3 separate regions of the Homo sapiens genome follow, and regions 1 and 3 are each linked to region 2. A link is a loop called in an ENCODE intact Hi-C map of the cell type or tissue named here. Cell type or tissue: B cell. All regions are shown on one strand. Region 1 overlaps KHK (ketohexokinase). Region 2 overlaps TRIM54 (tripartite motif containing 54). Region 3 overlaps SLC30A3 (solute carrier family 30 member 3).

Region 1 (8,000 bases), 200 kb after region 2:
AGAAAACTGCCAGGAGATTGGAGGCAGAAGGTTGGCAGGCTGGGCCCTGAGGGAGGCTCTCTGCAAGGCTGGTCCTCCCCTTCCTCCTCCAGGCCAGACTCTGAAGTGCAGCATCAGCTCCTGCCCAACCCCTTCCAGCCAGGCCAGGAGCAGCTCGGGTGAGTAGGGTGGGCCGGGGGTGCTTTCAGGGAGAAGACCAGGCCCAGGGCTGCAGACTCACCTCTCCCGGGCTGATTCTCCACTTTTCTGACAGACTTCTGCAGAGCTACCTAAAGGGACTAGGAAGGACAGAAGTGCAACTGGAGCATCTGAGCCGGGAGCAGGGTGAGGGGCTGGGCTGATGGGGCCAGGGACGGGAGGCTCTGGGCAGCCAGATCTGGGACTGACCTCGGCTGCCCCATTGACTCCTGCCTTCTCCACCTCCCCCGGCACCTCTTCTAATCCAGCTTCTCTTCTCTTTAGTTCTCCTCTACCTCTTTGCCCTCCATGACTATGACCAGAGTGGACAGCTGGATGGCCTGGAGCTGCTGTCCATGTTGACAGCTGCTCTGGCCCCTGGAGCTGCCAACTCTCCTACCACCAACCCGGTAAGCTCTGCTGGATGGAGATCCCCGCATAAAGGAGACCCAGCACTTTGGGGCTTTGGTCTTTCTCATCATAACTCTTTTGGTGAGTCCTCTGTAAAAGGAGGGCTCAGAGCTTGCACGGCAGGGATGCAAGGGTGTGTTAGGGAGGGTCAGAACTCCTGGGAACATCTCTGTCCCTGGAGACCCCACAGTGACTCTGCTTCCACAGGTGATCTTGATAGTGGACAAAGTGCTCGAGACCCAGGACCTGAATGGGGATGGGCTCATGACCCCTGCTGAGCTCATCAACTTCCCGGGAGTAGCCCTCAGGCACGTGGAGCCCGGAGAGCCCCTTGCTCCATCTCCTCAGGAGCCACAAGCTGTTGGAAGGCAGTCCCTATTAGCTAAAAGCCCATTAAGACAAGAAACACAGGAAGCCCCTGGTCCCAGAGAAGAAGCAAAGGGCCAGGTAGAGGCCAGAAGGGAGTCTTTGGATCCTGTCCAGGAGCCTGGGGGCCAGGCAGAGGCTGATGGAGATGTTCCAGGGCCCAGAGGGGAAGCTGAGGGCCAGGCAGAGGCTAAAGGAGATGCCCCTGGGCCCAGAGGGGAAGCTGGGGGCCAGGCAGAGGCTGAAGGAGATGCCCCCGGGCCCAGAGGGGAAGCTGGGGGCCAGGCAGAGGCTGAAGGAGATGCCCCCGGGCCCAGAGGGGAAGCTGGGGGCCAGGCAGAGGCCAGGGAGAATGGAGAGGAGGCCAAGGAACTTCCAGGGGAAACACTGGAGTCTAAGAACACCCAAAATGACTTTGAGGTGCACATTGTTCAAGTGGAGAATGATGAGATCTAGATCTTGAAGATACAGGTACCCCACGAAGTCTCAGTGCCAGAACATAAGCCCTGAAGTGGGCAGGGGAAATGTACGCTGGGACAAGGACCATCTCTGTGCCCCCTGCCTGGTCCCAGTAGGTATCAGGTCTTTCTGTGCAGCTCAGGGAGACCCTAAGTTAAGGGGCAGATTACCAATAAAGAACTGAATGAATTCATCCCCCCGGCCACCTCTCTACCCGTCCAGCCTGCCCAGACCCTCTCAGAGGAACGGGGTTGGGGACCGAAAGGACAGGGATGCCGCCTGCCCAGTGTTTCTGGGCCTCACGGTGCTCCGGCAGCAGAGCGCATGGTGCTAGCCATGGCCGGCTGCAGAGGACCCAGTGAGGAAAGCTCAGTCTATCCCTGGGCCCCAAACCCTCACCGGTTCCCCCTCACCTGGTGTTCAGACACCCCATGCTCTCCTGCAGCTCAGGGCAGGTGACCCCATCCCCAGTAATATTAATCATCACTAGAACTTTTTGAGAGCCTTGTACACATCAGGCATCATGCTGGGCATTTTATATATGATTTTATCCTCACAATAATTCTGTAGCCAAGCAGAATTGGTTCCATTTGACAGATGAAGAAATTGAGGCAGATTGCGTTAAGTGCTGTACCCTAAGGTGATATGCAGCTAATTAAATGGCAGATTTTAATCCAGGTCTGTCTCACTCTAAAGCCCTTTACATTATATGCTCTTTACATTATAAGGCCTTACCCACCCTATATTGGAGTTGGCCCCAATTCCAATATGTGTTCCAGATCGGACCTCCCTGAGGACAGCAACACTCTGTATCCTGGGTCACATTTGTGGCTGAGGCACGCCCTTAATTCCAAGGTGGGCTCCAAGGGTGAGACTTTCAGGCTCTGGGGCAGTCAGCGGGAGGAGGTATTTCTGGACAATGAAGACCCCATCAAATCACAGGCTGGTGGGCAGGGCAGAGGAGGCGCACCCCTGCCCCCCACTGGCCTGTCAGTTCAGCTCAGCGGTGTGGACTCCCAGCTTCTGAGCTGTGGGAATAGAGTCTGCACAACGCAGGGCCCCGAAGAGCTCTCACGGTTTCTTTGGCAGGTTCACTGGGTGTGGGGCACCGAGTGTCCTCCCCAGCCAGGGCAGAGCTGGTGGCAAGCCCAGGGCACTTCTCGCTGCTCTAGCCCAGGCAGCCCCTCCTCTGGGCCTGGGCGGAGAGGTTAATTTGGGGAATGGACACAAAGAGGGAGGATCGAAGAGTCAGAGCCTCAGGAATGCCCAGCCAGAGCAGTTCAGACATTGAGAGGAGAAGCTGGCTCTGAGGAAGATTTATTTGCTCTGAGGCTCTGCATCCCCCAGCCATCCCCCCAGAGCCTCTCCCTGTGGGGAACACAGGACACAGGCAGAGTCCTCCCCACAGCTTGCATCTGTCCCCTGAACAGGGCAACCTGGACGCCAGGCTGGATGGAGGGGAGAAGGCGATGCAGCCGCAATGGTAGTCTCCATGGTGTGTGAGGAGCCGGCACCTGCTCTCACACGATGCCATCAAAGCCCTGCAGGCCACACTTCTTGCCGGCCACCTGGCACCCGAATCTCAGTGCTTCCTGCACGCTCCTCCCTGGAGGAGGGGCAAGTAGCTAGGTCAGCCAGGTGTTTGGGGCAGGGACAGGTCCCAGTCCTTTTCCCCTCCTGCTGCCATACTCACCCTGGGAGAGGCTGAAGATGACGGAGGCATTGAAGGTGTCTCCAGCTCCCAGTGTATCCACCACGCGGGGTGGCGGGAAAGCATCCGAGTGGAGCAATTTGCCATCAGGGCCCAGGGCGTCGGCGCCCTCCTCAGCCCAGGCACAGACAAGCACAGCCCTGCAAGACGGCTCCACTCAGCTGGGTGTTAGCCCACCCCGTCCCCCCAGCCATCCTCCCAGCTCCAGGGCGGACTCCTGGAGTCCAGGCTCATCCTGTACCTTCTAAAGCCCCTTCCTGGCTTCCCCGGCTCACCCTTTCCTCACACGACCATACAAGCCCCTCAAGGCTTCCTCTGCTGACTGGAACCCCAAGTGCTTGGCCACATCTTTGCTGACAAACACCTGTGGGCAGTGGAAGAGAAGCTGGTGGTCACTTCTAACTCGTCATTCACCAACAGCAGCCTAGCGTTGCCCCCATTACAACACGACTCCCCCAACATGTCCACATAGATCCCCAACGTAGCATCTCACTGTCCCACGGGAACGTGGTTTTCTTTTTTCTTTATTTTTTGTGAAGATGGTCTCCCTGAGGCTGGTCTTGAACTCCTGGCCCCATATGATCTTCCTGCCTCAGCCTCCCAAAATTTCTGGGATTACAGGTGTGAGTCACTGCACCTGGCCAGAAGCATATTTTTATCGATGCTTATATATAATAGAATACAGCCTTGTAAATTGTAAAACAAAAGGCCTGGTCCGTTTGTTCTCTGATCAATGGATTGAAAACCCACAGAAAGCCTTGAGCGCCACCTTGGGGTGGAATCTACCACCGCCATGCTGGCTCCCTGGAGCAGTTTTGCTGGTTTTTCCCACAACTATGTCCTCTAGGTATGGTTTCTTCATCTGGAAAACAAAGAGGCTCCCTCAACACTACCTACACTTTAGAATCTCCAGAGAAAGTTTTGGTAAAAACAAAAAACAAAACACCGAAGCCTTGGCTCTACCCCTGCCAATCAAAAACAAGATGGTGGGGCTCAGGCACTGCAATCCTCCTGCCTCAGCCTCCTGAGTAGCTGGGACTATGGGTGCACACCACCATGCCAGGAATTTTTTTTTTTTTTTTTTGTATAGAGACAGGGTCTTGCAATCTTGAATGACTGGCTGAAGTGATCCTCCTGCATTGGCCTCCCAAGGTGCTGGGATTACAGGTATGAGTCACTGCTCTTGGCCTAATTTATTTTCATAGAGACAGGGGTCTTGCTATGTTGTCCAGGCTGGTCTTGGACTCCTGGCATCAAGCAATCCTCCTACCTCAGCTTCCCAAAGCTCTGGGATTACAAGTGTGAGCCACTACACTTGGCCTGCATTCATCTTTTTTAATATGCAGCCAAGGTTGAGGACAAGTCACAAGGTTGAGGACCTTGGCTGGATGGTCTCCAACCAACTTCTGCTATGATGCTGGGATTACTTCCCAAATTCCATTTACATCCAGCCTTTTCAAAAAGAGACTCATGCAAGTCTCCTTCCCACCCTTCCCTCACCCTAGCAGCCCCCACAACCTGCCAGACACCCCTGAGTTGGAAGAAACCTCAGAGAACAGTTGTGTGCCCTCATTCTGCAGAGGAAAAGACTGGGGAGCCCCAGAGAGGAGATGCTTCCACACAGGCTTGCCCTGTGGCTGTTTAAGCCCTACCCAAGCCCTCTGGGCATTCTTACACCTATGCACCCACCTGGGGTGGAGACATTCTACTCCTTGCTCACTGCTGAGGCCTGCACTGGAGCCCAAGGCTAGGGGTCTACTTCTTTGCTTTAACCCCCATCCCCCATCTTCAAACACCACCAAACCAGGAACCACTATTCCAATTGTGGTAGGCAGGATAAAAGGATTCTGGCTCCCTTTAAGAACCAAATTAGCTGGAAGTGGCAAAGAGAGGCTGAATGGGGCACCCACCACGTCTCCGTAGCCAAACAGCTGGAAGAGCTCCTCTCGTGGCTTCTCCACCTCCACGGACACCCGGATCTTCTGCTCTGGAGGCTGCCTGGTGTTGTGTGCGTCTATCCGCTGCAGCATCTTCACCTGCTCCGATGCGTTCCGGCCCTGGTACAGGACAGGGCAGCTCAGGACCGCTGGGCACTGCCTGGCCAATCTGCCTCATTCTTCCTGCCCCGCTGAAACTCTGGGTGAGGAGGGAGAGGGCCTCGGGGAGGCTGGGCTAGAACCCCATCCTAAATTACAACATTCAGAGCTGTCGTGGACTTTGAAGACCTTATCAACCAGCTACTCCATTCCACAGATGAGAAGACTAAAGAATAAAAGATACTGTGAAAGACCTACCATAGGTTAAATGATGGAGCTAGAACTCAGGACTTCTCAGGATTTCCTTCCACCCAGACTCCAAAACCTCTCTTGGAGTAAAGGCTCTAGTTCCCTTTATTTGGGAGCTGAGTCAGGCCCTGTCCTTCCTGCTTCCCCAGAGGTAATGGGTCAGGCCCTAAGCAGTCAGACATCCGCCAGAGGCAGAGTTGGAGGCAATGGGGCAGCCCGTAGCACAGAAAGCACAGGACTTTGCCTGGAGCCAGCTGTGCTTACGTTCTGCTGTGTGACCTTGAGTAAGTCATCTAATCTTTCTGGGCCTTAGTTTTCTCACCTGAAGACATAAGGAAAGATGGAGAGAGAATGAGGGGGTTGGGTTCATTTATCTCTAAGGTACTTCATGATTCAAAGAAACCAAGGAGGCAGAACATGTGGAGGAGGCTGGCAGGTTGAGCCCCTTGAAACACAGGTAAGGCAGGGCTTACCTCAATGTGGATCCACTTGAACTGGGTCAGATCAACCTTCTCAAAGTCTGTAGCAGACACATCTGGCAGGCTCCTAGGTCACAGGATGGAAAAGACAGAGAAGAAGGAGCATGATGGGGTCAGGCAGAGCCAGGATCTCTAACTGGCAGCTGTGGACCCTGTGCCTGCACTGCTGGCAGCATGACAGGAAGCTGGATCCACAGCACAGGATTCTCAGGCTCAGCTCCAGGGTTGTCCCTGTTACAGTCTGCTGGGGTGCCCTTTCCTGAGTTTGAGGTTGTGATTAAATTATCTCGGTAAACTGAACTGCAACACATGTCAACTGGCAAGGTCTGTGTGCCTTGGAGACTGCATCTCCCAGAATGCACTGAGAGCGCCAAGCCTACACTTCCCAGAATCCCTTGCAGCAGCACACGGCTCCCACAGGCAGAGCCCTGGGAAAGTATAAAGCCCGCGACCCCCTGCCTGGGCTGTCTGGTCCCCCTCACTTCTGGCGCCCCAGCGTTGGGGTTTACCTATGGCACCCCTGTCCTGCGTTTAATAGCTCCCCGTTGCAACCCTGAGGTCAAGGTAGCACTTGAGGAAGAGTTTGTGTTTGGCCGGTTTAGGAAAGGGGACTCCCGATAGAGGTCTGCCTTGACCCTCCTGAGCCAGAGACCTCAACTCAGCCAAAGTCCCCGCTCCACGTTCTGTAGCCGAGTCCTTCCACTTAACTATAGCTGTGTGATCTGCCCGGGCCTTTGGGAGGCAACTTCCACATTGATAAATGGGGCTGAAACCCCCAGCCCCCTTGCAGCCTGCTGCAGTTGCAGGTAATGTGTGTGAATGTGCCTGGACTGAGGCCAGTGGGCAAGAAACATTTCTCCTCAGAGCTCCTCTCCTGTAAATAGCTATGTTGTGTCCTTGATCAGGGTTACTACGGATTGTTGCTTAACAAGCATTTGACTAGGATTGCCCAATGCGAAGGTCACCTGTAGCACATATGCCTGCCTACTCACACTCACTGCACATATGAAGCCCAGGGATGGCTGCCCCTCCTCCAGGTCCGGCAGTCAGGCTGGGCCGTAGGAACAGCCTGAACCTGAGGGCTGCTGGGCTTGGGCCCTCTCAGCCATAACAGTACCTGGCACGTACTAGGTTCTTAGTACACTAAACCTCTAAAATCCTGCAGGAGGGAGTCTGCAAGGGATAAGAAGTGTCTAGGCCCATGGGGCCTCTCTTGAGTGGCCTGGGACCCTGAAGGGAGGGATAGCCCCTTCCCCCAGGTCAGCACCATGTTAGATGACCCTGATCTGCTGACCCCATGTTTCCTTTCCCCTCCTTCAGCAATGGCTGTGAATGGTGTGTGGCCTGGCTTCATCATGCTGGAAACTTTGGGGGGCTGATCTCTTTTACACACCCAAACCCCAGCTCCTTGGTGCCATGCTGCAGGCTGGCAACTCTGGGGCTGACTTTGGAAATCCCAGTGGGCACCCCCCCACAGCCCTTCTTAAGAAGGGTTGAATCCCATCTCCCACCCTTCTGTCCTGAGAACAGTTTCCCCGCACCCACAGCCAAGCTGCTGATTAACGATTTAATAATTATGGAGGAATCACTTAATAAATTACAGTTTATATAGGCCTGCCTGCCCTTCTTTGGTGTTGACCAAGGCCAAGTCACCAGGCACAGCAAAGCCCATCCCTTCCCACCTCACTTTTCCCCTAATTGAAAGCAATTAGGAAATCACTGGACATTTTGGCAGGGGAGCAACTTCTGGTACACAGAAGCCACAGAGGGGGGCAGTTGGGATGCCCATGGTGGCGAGTGAGGGAACTGATTGAGCCAACTGATTGGTGGGTTGTAGCAGGGCGAGGCCCGGGGGCCTTACGTGTCATGGAGCACAATGGTACGGTTGCCATTGGAGTTGTTGATGATGCAGCAGGAGCTGGGGGTGTCCCCCTTGCTCTGCCAGGCCACCTGAGACACGTCCACGCCCCGCCGCCTGAAGTCGGCCACCAGGAAGCTTAGGGTGGAGGCCGGGCCAGGAAAAGGGCAAGGAGACACAGATTAGAGCCTGGAAGTGGTCTGGACCTCCAAAAGGAGTGGGGAGAGGGTGCTGGAGCACACGAGCCTCTAAGA
Region 2 (8,000 bases):
TGCGGACCCTGCTGGAGCTGGCGCGGACGCAGAGCCAGCGGGAGCGCGCCGAGCAGAACCGCATCATATTCGACTCGGTGGGCAAGTGATGGCCCGGTTTGGGGCTGCGAAAACGTTGACCCCTTTCCCCCACCCCAGAGTTGGGATGCGGGGCAGAGCCACCAGGGCACTGTCTGCGTGACTATTTTTTAATAAAAGTACTGAAGACCCGTTGGCTTTTGTCGTAGAGGCAGGGCAGTCACAGCAGCGTGGGAACCCGTGGGAAGGTGGGGCCCCCGGGCCAGCGGGAGGGGAACAAAATGCTGTGGGGGGCTCCGAGACAGCGGCTTTCAGCCAGGTCAGCCAGGTGCATGTGGACCCCAAGGGTCCCCAAATCCCCAGGACCTCAGAGGTCCCGGCACCACCGCCCCGCCCTCGGCCCTCTTCCCAGGGCGCTGGGCTCACCAGTTCGCTCCTGGCATCACAGAGGTGCCCAATAGGGGTTCATTTGGCTTCCGCCCCCCAGACGGTCTCAGGTTCTGGGAAGGGCAGGATGGTGGGCGGGTCGCCTTCGAAGCCCAGGCTGCGGGGTTGGGCAGCGAAAGGAGATACGGGTCTGGGACGCTCGAGTTCTTTATTGAGATCCTCCCGGGGCCGGCGCCGATTTGGGTGATGCTGCGGTCTCTGCGCAGATCCTCCCCGACTCTAGCGCGGGCTCTCGAGCAGGGTCGGGTCGGCGCAGGCCTGTGCCCGGGAAAGAAGGCTCGGTGGGCGGGTGCTGCGAAGGCACGAGGCAGCTCGAGCCCCGCTCACTCCGTCCCCCGCCACGTGGGTTTCTCCTCTACTCAGCCTGCCTTGCCTGCCCTCCCAGCACCCCAGAGGAACAGCGGGTGAGGAGGAAAGTGTACTTTTCCGCCCTAGGGGGCGCGCCTTTGTGGCTCCGGGGTTGGGTTGCACCGAGGAGTGGGGGCTCCACGCTACCCGCAGGGAGGGCAATCACTGGGGGAGGGGACGCGAGCACACCAGCCAGGCCCCACCCCAAGCCCCTCAGGCCGCTCTCACCTTAAGGCCCATCGGGCGGCTCTCACCTTAAGGCCCATCCGGCCGCTCTTCCTCCGGCCCCGCGCTGCCCTCCTCTCCGTCTGGGGCCACCTCCTCTTCCTCCCCGGAAGCGCCTGAGCCCAAGGAAGGCCTGGTGAGGTGGAGTCCCTGCCTTTACGGCCATCGTGCCCGCCGCACCCCCCACACAGAGGGTCCGAACCCGTCTCAGCGGCCCTCGGCCACCTCCTTCACCTGGCTGGAAGTCGATGGTCCGCAGCATTTCGGCCACGTGCTCCACCCTTACGGTGAATTGCTCCATGCTCTCATAGCCTGGCTCCGGCCGCCCTGCCAGCTCCACCTTCGACATGGCCCCGACCCTGCAGTGGCCACACGGACTCAGCTGGCAATGCCCCAGCACTCTCAAGCCCCACCCCAGCCAGTGGAGCAGTGCAGCCCCCTCCTTTCCCTTCCCGCTATGCCTACTCACTTATTGATCAGCTCCTTGGCCTGCTGCAGGGAAGAAAAGGAGGGTGAGAGTAAGCACTGGGCCAACCTGGGCAAAGTCCCATTTCTGAATCTCACCACAGTCCTGCGGGGTAGGTGGGAAGGCACGTCCCAATTCGTTAAGCAGAAAACGAACTCAGAGGGGGTGACTTGCCCAAGGTCGTAGGGGCAAGCAGGTGCAAGAGACAAGACTTGAACCCGGGACTCCAGGTACCAAGGCCCTGACTCCAGCCACTGTGCAGCGCTGCCACCCTCCCCTAGAGCCCACCTGGAGATACAGCGCCATTTGTGGCTCTTCCATGGACTGGATGGCAGACTCCACCAGCTTAGAGGAGGCCTCCAGGTGGTCGCCATACTGACGGATGAGGCCGCGGACGCGCTGCAGCTTCTCCTCTTGCTCCCGGGCCAGCGCCTGCAGCAGCTCACCCTTGCGCTCCTCCAGCACTGCGCACAGGCTCTCAAACCTCTGGTTTAACAACTGCTTCTGCCTCCGGCTATTGTCCTAAAAGATGGGGAGCAAGGATGAGGGAAGGCGTGGCTGAGACCCGGTGGCTGGGAAAGCACAGGGTACTCACAGAGAACCAACACAGAAAGTGACCCATCCGTAGTGACACTGTGAGTTAGTGGCTGAGCCAGAACCCAGCCCAGATCTTTTCCATAATAAAAACACAATGCTTTAAAGTAGCTTCACTGATTGCTGTCTATATCCCTAGCCCTGGTTTTTATTTGCATTATTCCATTTAATTCTCAAAAAGAACCCATGAGGTAGCTGGTGTATCATTATCATCATCACTGTTTTATGAGGTTAAACAAAACCAAAGCACAGAGAAGTTAAATAACTGGATTAAAGTTTTGCGGCAAAGCTGGAATGCACACCCAGCAGCCTGGCAAAAGCACCTCCCACCACTCCCAGGACCCCAGAAACTTTCAGACCAGTTTGGCGAGAGGTCAGAGAGGAGCAGTTCTCTTGGGAGCCCGGGGTCCGCAGGCTAGCCAGTTGCTGTTCCTCCCTCCCTCCAGCCCAGGCTCACCTCGATAGTCTGGCACACCTCCTCCATCTGTGTGATCACTGCTTGCACGCGGTCATTGCCTGCCACCAGCATCGCGATGCCATCGCTGAGCTCACTCTGATACACACACAGGTCAGCACTCAGAGCTGGGACCTGGCCTAGAGCTACACCCCTCACCCCAGCCAGGGTTGCCTAGGAGAGGGCTGGCCCTTCCACCTCACCCCCCATAAGGGCATCTACAGCAATCTAGAAGGCTTGAACCATCAAGAGGTACGGAAGCACATTCTAGTGATTCTGGAAGGAGGTGGAGAGAAGCCCTCCACCACTAAGTGGGGAAGGAACAGACAGTCTCCAAACATCCACCAGATACCAGACACTGGGCTAGATACTTTATCTGTAGATTCATTTCTTGCATCGATTCTGAGAAAGTCTTCAAGATTATCCATTGGCATAATATTGCCTCTTCTCTATTCTCTTTATCCTCTCATTCTGGGAATCTGATTAGACCTGTTAGACCTTCTCACTCTCAGCCTTCTCATCATCTCCCAGAACTGCACGTTCTGTTTTTCTTTCAGTCCTCTCATACTGGTCACTAGTTCTGTTTTCAGACAAATCTATCATTCAATTCATTCGTTGATTTTTTTTTAAATTTTTTTTGAGACGGAGTCTTGCTCTGTCACCCAGGCTGGTCTCGAACACCAGGCCTTGTCCTCCTGCCTCAGCCTCCCTAGTCACTGGGTTTACAGGTTCCAGCCACCATGCCCAGCCATCTGTTGAATGTTTTATATCTATCTATCTATATATATATATATATCTGTATATCTATATCTATCTATCTATCTATCTATCTATATATATATATTTGAGACAAGGTCTCACTCTGTCACCAAGGCTGGAGTGCAGTGGCTCGATCTCAGTTCACTGCAGCCTCGACCTTCCAGGCTCAGGTGATCCTCCCACCTCAGCCTCCCAGGTAGCTGGGACTACAGGCGCATGACACCACGTCCGGCTAATTTTTTATATTTTTTTGTAGACGGGGTTTCAACATTTCCCCAGGTTGGTCTCCAACTCCTGGACTCAAGTGATCCTCCCACCTCAGCCTCCCAAAGTGTCGGGATTACCGGCGTGAGCCACCACACCCAGCTACATGGTTGGTTTTTGATATTCTATTATTGTTTGGTTTTTAAAATTTTTCATCTTTTTTTAAAAAGCATTTGATTTATAGTGACTTCCAATTATTTAATAATTCCAATATCTCAGTTGCTTTTGTGGGGGGTCCTAAATCTGTATTTTTTGTTTCTGCTGACTTCACTCATGGATTACGTTTCTCTGTGCACCTTCAATTGTGATCTAATATTTTATTGATATTAATTAATCTAGGGAATACCTACGGGCCTAAATTGTGCATATTTTCCTCTAGGCAGTATTTGCATTTGCCTCTGTTGAAAGCCAGGTGGCGCAATTTACTGCTTTAGCTCCTAGGATCCTAGTTTAACCTACGGTCTCCGGAAACTTTTTTTTTTTTTTAGACGGAGTCTCTCCCTGTTGCCCAGGCTGGAGTGCAATGACGTGATCTCAGCTCACTGCAACCTCCGCCTCCTGGGTTCAAGCGATTCTCCTGCCTCAGCTTCCCGAGTAGCTGGGATTACAGGGCCTGCAACCACGCCCGGCTAATTTTTTGTATCTTTAGTAGAGACGGGATTTCACCATGTTGGCCAGGTCTCAAACTCCTGACCTAGTGATCCGCCCGCCTCGGCCTCCCAAAGTGTTGAGATTACAGGCGTGAGCCACTGCGCCCAGCCGGGTCTCTGGAATCTTAGCTGCAGGTACCCCTCCTTTTAGGGGTTTGGAGGAATAGTCTGGTCTCTCTAGCTCAGTGACATTGCCAGCACTGGTCCTCTGCGAAATGCTGCCTTTTCTGTGCTTGCCACTCAGGGTTCTGCTTTCAGCTCCGCCTTTTCTCTTCGCCCCTCCCCACCCCCACTGATTTCCTTTGCTTCTATGTACCAAGCAATATAATTTGAAAATTCTGTTTTACACAGAATCTAGTTGTGTGATAGAGAGGACCCTGCAAGTATCTCACCCACCATACTGAAGTCTCTGCTTTCATCCATTATCGAATTTTATCCTTATAGCTACTTTCACAAGTAGGCATTTTCACCCTAATTTTACACATGAGGAAAGTGAGGGCCACAAAGGTCCAGTAACATACCTAGGTGACACACCAAGTCAAGCACAGAGCTAGGACTTTGACTCCAATCTGCTTGACTTTTATTTTATTTTCGAGACAGAGTTTCACTCTTTTTGCCCAGGCTGGAGTGCAATGGCGCAATCTCAGCTCACTGTAACCTCCGCCTCTGGAGTTCAAGTGATTCTCCTGCCTCAGCCTCCCGAGTAGCTGGGATTACAGGCGACTGCCACCATGCCCAGCTAATTTTGTATTTTTAGTAGAGAAAGGGTTTCACCATGTTGGCCAGGCTGGTTTGGAACTCCTGACCTTAAGTGATCCGTTCACCTTGGCCTCCCAAAGTGCTGGGATTACAGGCATGAGCCACCACGCCTGGCTTAATCTGCTTGATTTTATTTTTATTTACTTATTTTATTTTAGGTATTATTATTATTATTATTTTTAGACGGAGTCTCGCTCTGTCGCCCAGGCTGGAGTGCAGCGGCCCGATCTTGGCTCACTGCAAGCTCTGCCTCCCAGGTAAACAATTCTGCCTCAGCCTCCCGAGTAGCTGGGACTACAGGCGCCTGCCACCACGCCCGGCTAAGTTTTTTGTATTTTTAGTAGAAATGGGGTTTCACCGTGTTAGCCAGGATGGTCCCGATCTCCTGACCTCGTGATCCACCCACTTTGGCCTCCCAAAGTACTGGGATTACAGGCGTGAGCCACCGCGCCTGGCCTATTTATTTATTTTTGGATGGAGTTTTGCTCTTGTTGCCCAGGCTGGAATGCAATAGCGCAATCTCAGCTCACTGCAACCTCCGCCTCCCGGGTTCAAGCGATTCTCCTGTCTCAGCCTCCCAAGTAGCTGGGATTACAGGCACATGCCACCACACCTGGCTAATTTTTGTATTTTTAGTAGAGACAGGGTTTCATTATATTGGTCAGGCTGGTCTCGAACTCCTGATCGCAGGTGATCCGCCCGCCTCGGCCTCTTAAAGTGCTATGATTGCAGGTGTGAGCCACCGCCCGGCCTGCTTGACTTTAAAACTAAGTGGAGTAACGCTTTGGGAGGCTGAGGTGTCAGGGGCGTTTGAACCAGAGCAACTCCATCTTGAATAGGGGCTGGGTAAAATGAGGCTGAGACCTACTGGGCTGCATTCCCAGATGGTTAAGGCATTCTAAGTCATAGGATGAGATAGGAGGTCGGCACAAGATACAGGTCATACAGACCTTGCTGATAAAACAGGTTGCAGTAAGGAAGCCGGCCAAAACCCACCAAAACCAAGACGCCAATGAGAGCGACCTCTGGTGGTCCTCACTGCTACACTCCCATTAGCTCCATGACAGTTTACTAATGCCATGGCAATGTCAGCAAGTGACCGTATATGTTCTAAAAAGGGAAGGCATGAATAATCTACCTCTTGTTTAGCATATCATCAAGAAATAACCACAAAAATGGGCAACCAGGCTGGACCCGGTAGCTCACACCTATAATCCCAGCACTTTGGGAGGCCAAGGAGAGTGGATCACCTGAGTTCAGGAGTTTGAGACCAGCCTGGCCAACATGGTGAAACCCTGTCTCTATTAAAAATACAAAAATTAGCCAGTCATGGTGGCGGATGCCTGTAATCCCAGATACTTGGGAGGCTGTGGCAGGAGAATCGCTTGAATCTGGGAGGCGGAGGTTGTAGTGAGCTGAGATCGCGCCATTGCATTCCAGCCTGGGCGACAAGAGCGAAACTCCATCTAAAAAAAAAAAAAAAAAAAAAAGAGGGCAACCAGCAGCCCTAGGGGCTGCTCTGTCTATGGAGTGGCCATTGTCTTATTCCTTTACTTTCCTAATAAACTTGCTTTCACTTTACTCTATGGACTAGCCCTGAATTCTTTCTTGCGCGAGATCCAATAACCCTGTCTTGGGGTCTGTGTCAAGACCTCTTTCCTCTAACAGAGGCAGGAGGATGGCTTGAGCCCAGGAATTCAAAACAAGCCTGGGCAACACAGTGAGATCTTGTCTCTTTTTAATATTGTATGTTTGTTTTTGAGACAAGGTCTCACTCTATCACCCAGGCTGGAGTGCCGTGGTGCAATCATGGCTCACTGCAGCCTCAACCTCCCGGGCTCAAGTGATCCTCCCACCTCAGCCTCCCGAGTAGCTGGGACTACAGGCATGCCACCATGCCCAGCTAATTTTTTGTAGAGACAAGGGTCTCACTATGTTACACAGCTCAGGCTGGTCTCAAATTCCTGGACTCAAACAATCCCCCTGCCTCGCTCTTCTAAAGTATTATTAGTACTACTACTACTAATAAATATTATTATTAGTACTACTACTACTAATAAATATTATTATTAGTAGTATCCTCCCAAAGGATTACAAGTGTGAGTCACTGTGCCCTGCCTGAGACCCTGTCTCTATGTAAAAATAAAAAATTAGGTTCGGGCGCAGGGGCTCACGCCTGTAATCCCAGCATTTGGGAGGCCAAGGTGGGTGGATCACCTGAGGTCAGGAGTTCCAGACCAGCCTGGCCAACATGGTGAAGCCCCGTCTCTACTAAAAATACAAAAAATTAGCTGGACATGGTGGTAGGCGCCTATAATCCCAGCTACTCTGGAGGCTGAGGCAGGAGAATTGCTTGAACCTGCGAGGCAGAGGTTACAGTGAGCCGAGATCGTGCCATTGCACTCCAGCCTGGGCAACAAGAGCAAAACTCCATCTCAAAATAAATAAATAAACAAATAAATAAATAAATAAAATAAAATAATTAGCTGGTCATGGTGGCACATGCCTGTAGTTCCAGCTACTTGGGAGATTGAGGTGGTAGGGATCACTTGAGCCCAGGAGTTCAAGGCTGCTGCAGTGAATCACAATCATACCAGTGCATTCCAGCCTGCGCGACAGAGATCCCCACATCTCTTAAAAAATAAATAAATGGAGCTGGGCGCAGTGGCTCACACCTGTAATTCCAGCACTCTGGGAGGCCAAGGTGGACGGATCACATGAGGCCAGGAGTCAAAAAAAAACCAAAAAACAAAAAAGCTGGGTGTGGTGGCACATGCCTGTAATCCCAGGTACTTGGAAGGCTGAGGCATAAGAACAGCTTGAACCCGGGAGGCTGAGGTTGCTGTGAGCCAAGACTGCACCACTGCACTCCAGCCTGGGCGACAGAGCGAGACTCCATCTCAAAATATGATAGATAGATAGATAGATAGATAGATAGATAGATAGATAGGGCTGAGTGCGGTGGCTCACATCTATAATCTTAGTGTTCTGCGAGGCTAAGATGGGAGGATCACTT
Region 3 (8,000 bases), 53 kb after region 2:
CCCTGGCTCACAGCATGCCTGGGTCCTTGGCTCAGGGACAGTCCCATGTGCCCTGGGCTTGGTTGCAGGAGAATGCTGGAAGGTAAGGAGCCAAGGAATCCCTGGGAGTCAGTCGTTCTCAGAGGTCCCTGCATGCCAGTGGGCCTCAGGCTGGCTGGAGGGAGGCTGGGTCCCTTTGAGGGAGAATGGCTAGACCATAGCACTGATGTGGGCTTGGTTCTCAGGCCATCTAAGGTGTCCAGCGGTAGGGACCCCTCAACCCTGATAGCAGCCAACCCTGAGTCCAGGTTTAGGCTGTGAACACCAAGGACCTCTTTTACACCTATTCCCCCTTTGTCTTAAGAACTGCATATTTTGACACATTAAGTCTTAAAATCAGGCTCATTAAGGGATTGTTGATTTTCTCTTTAAAAAAAATCAAACTCAAGCTGGACATAGTGGCCTGTGCCTGTAATCTCAGCCCTTTGGAGGCTGAGGCAGGAGGATTGTTTGAGCCCAGGAGTTCAAGACCAGCCTGGGCAACCTAGGGAAACCCCTGTCTCTACAAATAATTTAAAAATTAGCTGGGTGTGGTGGTGCATACCTGTAGTCCCAGCTATTCAGGAGGCTGAGGCAGGAGGATTGCCTGAGCCCAGGAGGTCAAGGCAGCAGTCAGCCATGATCATGCCACTGCACTTCAGCCTGGGCAACAGAGCAAGACCTTGTCTCAAAAAAAAAAAAAAATCAAACTCACTGGGTTTGGTGGCTCATGTCTGTCATCCCAGCACTTTGAGAGGCTGAGGCAGGAGGATCGCTTGAGGCCAGGAGTTCAAGACCAGCCTGGTCAACATAGTGACACCCTGTCTCTACAAAAAAAATTAAAAATAAAAATAAATTAGCTACGTGTGGTGGTGTATGTCTGTGGTTCCAGCTACTCAGGAGGCTGAGGTGGGAGGATCACTTGAGCCCAGGAGGTTGAGGCTGCAATGAACTATGATCATGCAACTGCACTCCAGCCTGAGCGACAGAGCAAGACTCCATCAAAAAAAAAAAAAAAGAAAAAAAAAGAAAAATCAGCTAGGCAAGATGGCTCACGCCTGTAATTCCAGCACTTTGGGAGGCTGAGGCAGGCAGATCACTTGACCCCAGGAGTTCAAGATCAGCCTGGGCAACATGGTGAAACCCTGTCTGTACAAGAAATACAAAAATTAGCTGGGCATGGTAGTGTGTACCTGTAGTCCCAGTTACTTGAGAGGCTAAGTGGGGAGAATCACTTGAGCCCAGGTTGTCGAGGCTGCAGTGAGCCATGATTGTGCCACTGCACTCCAGTCTGGGCAACACAGTGAGACTGTGTCTCAAACATGGTCAAACCCTGTCTCTACTAAAAAATACAAAAATTTGGCCGGGCACAGTGGTTCATGCCTGTAATCCCAGCACTTCAGGAGGCCGAGGTGGGTGGATCACCTGAGGTCAGGAGTTCGAGACCAGCCTGACCAACATGGAGAAACCCCGTCTCTACTAAAAATACAAGAATTAGCCAGTGTGGTGGCGCATGCCTGTAATCCCAGCTACTCAGGAGGCTGAGGCGGAAGAATTGCTTGAACCCAGGAGGCAGAGGTTGCGGTGAGCCGAGATTGCATCAGTGCACTCCAGCCTGGGCAACAAGAGTGAAACTCTGTCTCAAAAAAAAAAAAATTAGCTGGGCATGGTGGTGGGCACCTGTAATCCTGGCTACTCGGGAGGTTGAGGCAGGGAGAATCGCTTGAACCCGGAAGGCAGAGGTTGCAGTGAGCTGAGATTGCGCCACTGCACTCCAGCCTGGGCGACAGAGGGAGACTCTGTCTTAAAAAAAAAAAAAAAAATTAGACTCTGTGCTTTGATTTTAGATCTAGTGCTTCAGGCCTTCCCACCATGTTGATAAAATCCCAGCCCAAAGCAAGGACGTTGAGCATTTTCAATAGCCCATGCATATTTCTGTGAGCCTTCCTCATAATAGAAATATCTTTATTATCAGATTATTTTTACTATAAAAGCAATATATACTTGTTTTAAGGGTACAACAAAGGAAAAGTATATAAAGTAGAAAGTGAATGTTTCCCCTGTAATCTTACTTTCCGAGAAAACTGCTAATCCTAGTATGGGGTCAGTATTTCTACATAATAACAAAAATGGGGTCATCTTATAGGTGAGATCGTGTTACCTGTGTTTATGACTCAACCATGCAGCCTAGACTCATCTTTCCATGTCAAGACCATAGATTTCATTCCTTTTTAAAGGTGAGGCTTTTGGACTCATCAGAGGTAGCCCCCTCCCTGATGTCCAGCTGGGAGCCTTAGCCCAGGCTGGGTGAGACGCCACTGCCCACGTCAGGGTGTGGGAGGCTGGCGAAGCGAAGGGCTGGCAGTCCATCACGCCCGGCGGCAAGGCCGCCCCAGCTGCTCGCCATGCTTTGCTGGTTCCTGATACTTTCTCATTTTACGTCTCATTGATTATAGGCCCCAGGTGACAGGATGGGGGTGGGGAAGAGTGAGGAAATCGAGGAGAGGGAAGGAGGGTGGGGAACAGGAGGACTCGATTTTCACCCTATGAAATGCTTTAAGCCACAGCCTGTCCTATCTGTGCGATGCTGGGTCCCTTTGCAGGGGAATGCTCAGGGCAGGTGAATGCCTTCACCAAGCATCCAGTCCATCTTCTGCCCATAGAAGGAGGAGACTCAGGGAGGGAAAAAGACTTCCCCAGGGTCAGCCAGCACATGCCCAGGCTCTCATTCCCACTCCAGGCCCCTTTGAAGCTCTTGCCTAGTTGAGTTTCTCAGCAAATCTTTCCTCAGCCCTTCCAGCAGCCTGCTGCCGCTGGCACTCCCGTCCTGGGGCTCTGGGGTCAGACCCTCTGGTTCTGCTCTGCCTTTACTATTATTCTAGTCACAGTTAACCTCTCTGCGTCTCAGCTTTCTCAATTATAAAATAGTGATTACGTGATATCATGGGTGTGAATGTGCCTGGTATATAGAAGGTGTATATAAGAGTTAGCTTTTGGGTTGAACCCAGGATGCAGGGGAGAGATTTCAGGAGAAGAGAGTGGCCCGGCACCCTGACAGCAGGGACAGGAAGCAGCAATCATTGAGCTTATTTTGTGCAAGGCACTGTGGTGCGGACAGTATCCTGTGCACCTGACAGATGGAGAAGCAGGCTCACCTGCCCATGGTCGTGCAGCTGGTTCCACTCGGTTCTGAGTTCTGGCCCCTGGACGTCCCCAGCCCTCTCTCTATGCCATCCTGCCTTTCCACTCACCTTCGGGCATCGGGAGGATGAGGAGACAGGTCTCTGGAGCATTCTCCCACCTTCACACTGGGCCACCATCCCCGGGAGCCCAGGAAATCCTTATCTGCAGAGCTGCCTGCACTCCCCCATTATCCTCCTATCCTCCTTCTCCACTCGCTTATCCAGAAGTCCCTTTCCCCTGGGTGCCCTTCCTTGATGATAGATGGAGGAGGGAGAGTCGAGGGGAAGGGACTGGGCCTGGGAGGGGTGAGGGGAAGGCAGGGGAGAGCAACGCAGGTGGGGGAGGGCCCATCCCTCAGCCCAGCCCCAGCTCTTTACACAGCTGATTAACTAGGGGAGGGGTGGGCTTTCGGGTCAGAGAGGAACCAGAGAAGAGGGACAGCCAGGAAAGGGGTGAAATGGAGAGTGGAGGGAGAGAGAGGCAGGCCGGGTTTCCCTGCTGAGAGCTGCAGGGCTATTCAAAGGAGAAACTGGAGATCAAAGGGCCAGAATGCAGGGTGCGGACCTGAGAGGCTTCGTGCTGCAGTGACTGGGCGGAGGAGCATGGGCACATGGGCAGGTCCTGCCCTTCTCCCAAGGCTGCCCACCTGGGGGTGGCCCAGGGTGAGTCCTGCACCACGTTTAAGAGGCGAAGGCCAAGGCCCAGGGCCCAGCCGGCAGGGTCAAGAGGAAGCCCGGGTGATAAGCACCACCCTCCAGCAGCCCTCCCGCCCGGTCAGGGCCCCGGTGCAGCCGGCTTAAAGGAGGCATTTGGCCCTCCCGCTTCCTAGAGCCCGGCTGGCTGGGGAGCAGCGCCCCCAACTGGGGCATACGCCACCGCAGCGGCAGAGGCAGCCGGAAGTCTTTGCAGGGAGTCTCAGGACTGGGGTCAGGACGGGAAGACCCTTTTCCCCTCCGCCAGGCAGAGACCCTCACTGTGGAGAACTGTAGTCAGGGTGTTCCTTTTATAGTTGGAGTACTCTTTCTTAACTCTCCAACCTCCCTTCCCCCAACTCTGGCAGTTCCCAGGGCCTCCCTGTCCCTGGCTTAAGTCCCAGGGACACCTCGTCAGTACCTGGTCAGTACCTTCCAAGGGGTGCTTGGAGGGGCAGTTCCCAGGCCCCAACAGGGCAAAGCCTGAGGCCCCAGATGCAGCTGTGTGGGGGCTTTTTCCTTTTTTGAGATGGGGTCTTGCTATGCTGCCCAGGCTAGCCTCAAACTCCTGGGCTCAAGCAATCCTCCTGCCTCGGCTTCCTGAGCAGCTGGGACTCCACGTGTATACCACCACACCCCCAGATGCAGCTGTGATCACCAGCAATCCCATACACAAAGCAGGCCCCGTTTCCTTAACTGGCAAGAGAAAGAACGTGGGGAGAGTGGGTAGGCAGGAAGGCCCGGGTTGCCAGAGCCTGTGCCTCCCTCCTTCAGCCCTGGTCCTAGCCTTTCTCTGCTCTTGCCATTCCCCGTGTGGTACCCCAGACCCCCTCATCTGCTCTCTGGCTACAGCATCCTGGGGACAGGAAGAAGCCCAGACCTGGAGAAGCTCACTCAGAGGACACGACCCAAACAGCCTTAACCTCCGATTCCATTCTTTTGTTTGCTTTGGCTCAACAACGATGGCTATAAATTTTTAAAGGACTGTAGCCAAAAGCCTGGGGAGAAATAGAAGGGAACTGAACCCAGAATATTAAAAAGATAAGAAAGCTTACCAAAATAAGCAGGGTTCAGACCCTACAACAACAAACTTGCTTTTTCCTGACCACGGAGTCTGCCCAAGCATGGCCTCCCTGCTTTCCCCCATCCTGCTGGACCAGGACGTGGTCACACAGGACTGCTGGGAGACACAGTAAAACGGTGAGTGGCCTACTGACGGCACACTCCTTGAAGGAAGGCATGCTCCCCCAGCACTTAGCTCACAGCCAGACACCAAGTACATGCTCAGTATGACTGCTGGTGATGGAAGGAATGGGTGGAAGGATGGTGAACAGATAAATGTCAGGCCAATGCAAAGTCCATAAAATATCTTCTAATCCCCAGCTCCTACCAATGGGCCAACAAGCAGGTTTCATACATGCTGATTCCCGAGGTATAAATCTGTATCTGATGGTAGCATTTGATGGTAGCAATTCAGGTGCTCTCAAGCAGGCAGTCACTTCTATTTCTTTTCTTTTTTTTTTTTTTTTGAGATGGAGTCTCGCTCTGTCGCCCAGGCTGGCGTGCAGTGGCGTGATCTTGGCTCACTGCAAGCTCCGCCTCCCGGATTCACACCATTCTCCTGCCTCAGCCTCCCGAGTAGCTGGGACTACAGGTGCCTGCCACCACACCCGGCTAATTTTTTTTGCATTTTTAGTAGAGATGGGGTTTCACTGTGTTAGCCAGGATGGTCTCGATCTCCTGACCTCGTGATCCGCCCGTCTCGGCCTCCCAAAGTGCTGGGATTACAGGCGTGAGCCACCGCGCCCGGCCAGCTCATTTCTATTTCTTGGGTCCTCCAGGGAGTGCAAGCCCTTCTACGCCCCTGCCCTGGACATGGCTTCCCCCAGCCCCACCACAAATTCAGTGTTTAGCTTCCCCTTGAGTCCTGCTTGTGACTCTATTAATCTCCTGCGGATTCATCACAGCTTCCCTGACCTTCTCTAAAGCCTTTGAGCTCCCAATCTCAACACCCATTTTTTTCCTTGCCACTTGGTAAATGACCTCAGCTTCTAAACCAGTCCCTCAGTAACCTCGTGAAACCTGGTTACCACCACAAAGCATCAGCCTAACAACTATTGTGACAAGGTCCTTGCCTCAAATTTCCTTCTCTTTGGCCTGCTACAGGATTTGAATCTGCCAATACGTCTCCCGTCCCTCACACACTTGGAATTCTGGGCCTCTTGAGGGCTTTCTCCTGAGTTCTCCTGCGGCCCTTGCTGAAATTGAGGCTTGCCGCTATTCTCTTGGTGAACAAATATGCATATTTTAAAAGCTTCAATTACCTTTATGTTGATGCTTCGGTCAACACATTTACTGAGCACCTACTATGTGCTCAACCCTGTTCTGGTGTTTGGGATACATCAGTGAGTAAAGTCCCTGCTCTCATGGCACTTGTGTTGTCACATATAAATGCCACCTGTCTCTATTGTGCTTGCTCCAACTCCCCAGCTCCATTACCTCCATGACATCTCCATATAGATGGCCCACGGCAGCTAGGTATCATGCCCAAATGGAATCAGCCCTCCCCTACCCCAAACTGGCTATCTGGTCTACCTTCATCAGTCTTCTTTCTTCCAGTCTTGAGGTCCCACACTGTGCAGTCATTCTTCACTCTCCTCTCTCCTCAGTGTTATAACATCTATTCCTATCTCTGAATCTAGAACCTCTTCACCCATGATCTGTATTTACTGCAACAACTTCCTAATTGGCGTCCTGATGGTGAAATGGCTCCTTTCTCTCTTCTAGGCACTGTTGCCAGACGAGTCTTCCATTAAGCACTCATCCCATCCTGGCCCTCATTCTCTGCTCCTCACCTCCACCAGCCAATGCCCCCTCATTGTCCCAGGGGATATTACTGCAGAACTACAGACACTTTGCAATTTTACACTGGGAATTGCCAACTACCCTTTTAAAGCCTATAGGTGGGTTGGGCATGGTGGCTCATGGCTGTAATCCCAGCACTTTAGGAGGCTGATGCAGGAGGATCACTTGAGCCCAGGAATAGACCAGCCTGGCCGGGCGCGGTGGCTCATGCTTGTAATCCCAGCACTTTGGGAGGCTGAGGCGGGCGGATCACGAGGTCAGGAGATCGAGACCACGGTGAAACCCCATCTCTACTAAAAATACAAAAAATTAGCCGGGCGTGGTGGCAGGTGCCTGTAGTCCCAGCTACTCGGAGAGGCTGAGGCAGGAGAATGGCGTGAACCCGGGAGGCGGAGCTTGCGGTGAGCCAAGATCGCGCCACTGCACTCCAGCCTGGGCAACAGAGCAAGACTCCGTCTCAAAAAAAAAAAAAAAAAAAAAAAAAGTAATAGGCCAGCCTGGGCAACATGGCGAATCCCCATCTCTATAAAACAAAACAAGAACAAAAATTAGCCAGGTGTGGTGGCATGTGCCTGTGGTCCCAGCTATTCTGGAGGCTGAGTGGGGAGGATAACTTGACTCCAGGAGTTTGAGACCAGCCTGGACGACATGGCAAAACCCCATCTCTACAAAAAAAACACAAAAAATTAGCCGGGCATGGTGGTATGGCCATGGTGGTCCCACCTCCTTGGGAGGCTTAAGTGGGAGGATCACTTGAGCCCATGAGGTCAAGGCTGCAGTGAGCTGAGATCGTGCCACTGCACTCCAGCCTGGGTGACAGAATGAGACCCTGTCTCAAAAACAAAATTTTAGTATAAAAAATAAAAGCCCACAGGCATACTGACTTGCCATGGTTGCAGGTAGTTAGTTGTAAGGGCCAGGACTAGAGTGCAGCTGACAAAGCTCCCGGTGGACTACCTATGTTGAGGGGGATGTCTCCTTCACTAGGGTGGACAGTGAAGAGGTGGGAGAAAATGGCTGTAATAGCAACCCAACGTTAGCCACACTTCTTTCAAGGTGGGGGATAGTCAAAGGATTCATCCAAGTGTCAAAGGGATGTATCTGTAAAGCGCTTAGAACAGTGCTTGGCATATAAATGTTTCTTATAGAAGAAATAGATCAAACCTCTTAAGTACCTCAGGAAGCAAACTAACTTTTTATGCTTCATGACAATTACATGGCAGATATGAAGTTGTTTCTCAG

Evidence for each region. A loop is a pair of places that touch in the nucleus more often than their neighbours do. Peaks named below come from ENCODE experiments on the same cell type or tissue, not always from the same donor. Only the 100,000 strongest peaks of a DNase experiment are listed, where the experiment ranks them.
Region 1: a loop joins it to region 2, with 15 times the contacts of the local background. A loop is called at or near these places in 47 of 110 quality-filtered maps.
Region 3: a loop joins it to region 2, with 26 times the contacts of the local background. A loop is called at or near these places in 38 of 110 quality-filtered maps.

Annotation. Positions count from the first base shown.
Region 1 is chr2:27,094,684-27,102,683 of GRCh38, reverse strand. It overlaps KHK (ketohexokinase), which reads right to left. Exons shown (of 8, transcript NM_006488.3): 3 at 7,750-7,884; 4 at 5,883-5,955; 5 at 5,035-5,181; 6 at 3,400-3,488; 7 at 3,107-3,264; 8 at 1,922-3,019. The coding sequence ends at 2,934. CGREF1 (cell growth regulator with EF-hand domain 1) reads left to right here. Exons shown (of 6, transcript NM_006569.6): 3 at 93-158; 4 at 254-324; 5 at 463-587; 6 at 796-2,090. The coding sequence ends at 1,410. Among named protein-coding and RNA genes, the nearest start is that of KHK, 12 kb to the right of the region's middle. RefSeq lists a silencer at 902-1,081 and enhancers at 695-1,195, 2,801-3,644. In B cell, CTCF peaks have their summits at 3,910 (motif pointing left) and 3,915 (motif pointing left); DNase peaks (open chromatin) are centred at 3,893 and 6,253; H3K4me3 peaks cover 513 bases.
Region 2 is chr2:27,299,610-27,307,609 of GRCh38, reverse strand. It overlaps TRIM54 (tripartite motif containing 54), which reads right to left. Exons shown (of 9, transcript NM_187841.3): 4 at 2,556-2,651; 5 at 1,793-2,026; 6 at 1,508-1,530; 7 at 1,273-1,397; 8 at 1,068-1,154; 9 at 175-723. The coding sequence ends at 1,069. It overlaps UCN (urocortin), which reads left to right. Exons shown (of 2, transcript NM_003353.4): 2 at 1-210. The coding sequence ends at 89. Among named protein-coding and RNA genes, the nearest start is that of UCN, 4.8 kb to the left of the region's middle. RefSeq lists a silencer at 5,925-6,130. In B cell, CTCF peaks have their summits at 3,775, 3,980, 5,809 and 6,012 (motif pointing left); DNase peaks (open chromatin) are centred at 689 and 4,009; H3K4me3 peaks cover 1,166 bases; H3K27ac peaks cover 480 bases; H3K27me3 peaks cover 3,131 bases.
Region 3 is chr2:27,246,392-27,254,391 of GRCh38, reverse strand. It overlaps SLC30A3 (solute carrier family 30 member 3), which reads left to right. Exons shown (of 8, transcript NM_003459.5): 8 at 1-708. Among named protein-coding and RNA genes, the nearest start is that of SLC30A3, 13 kb to the left of the region's middle. RefSeq lists enhancers at 3,346-4,139, 4,140-4,934 and a silencer at 4,330-4,510. In B cell, CTCF peaks have their summits at 3,840 (motif pointing right) and 4,040 (motif pointing left); a DNase peak (open chromatin) is centred at 4,051; H3K27me3 peaks cover 2,215 bases.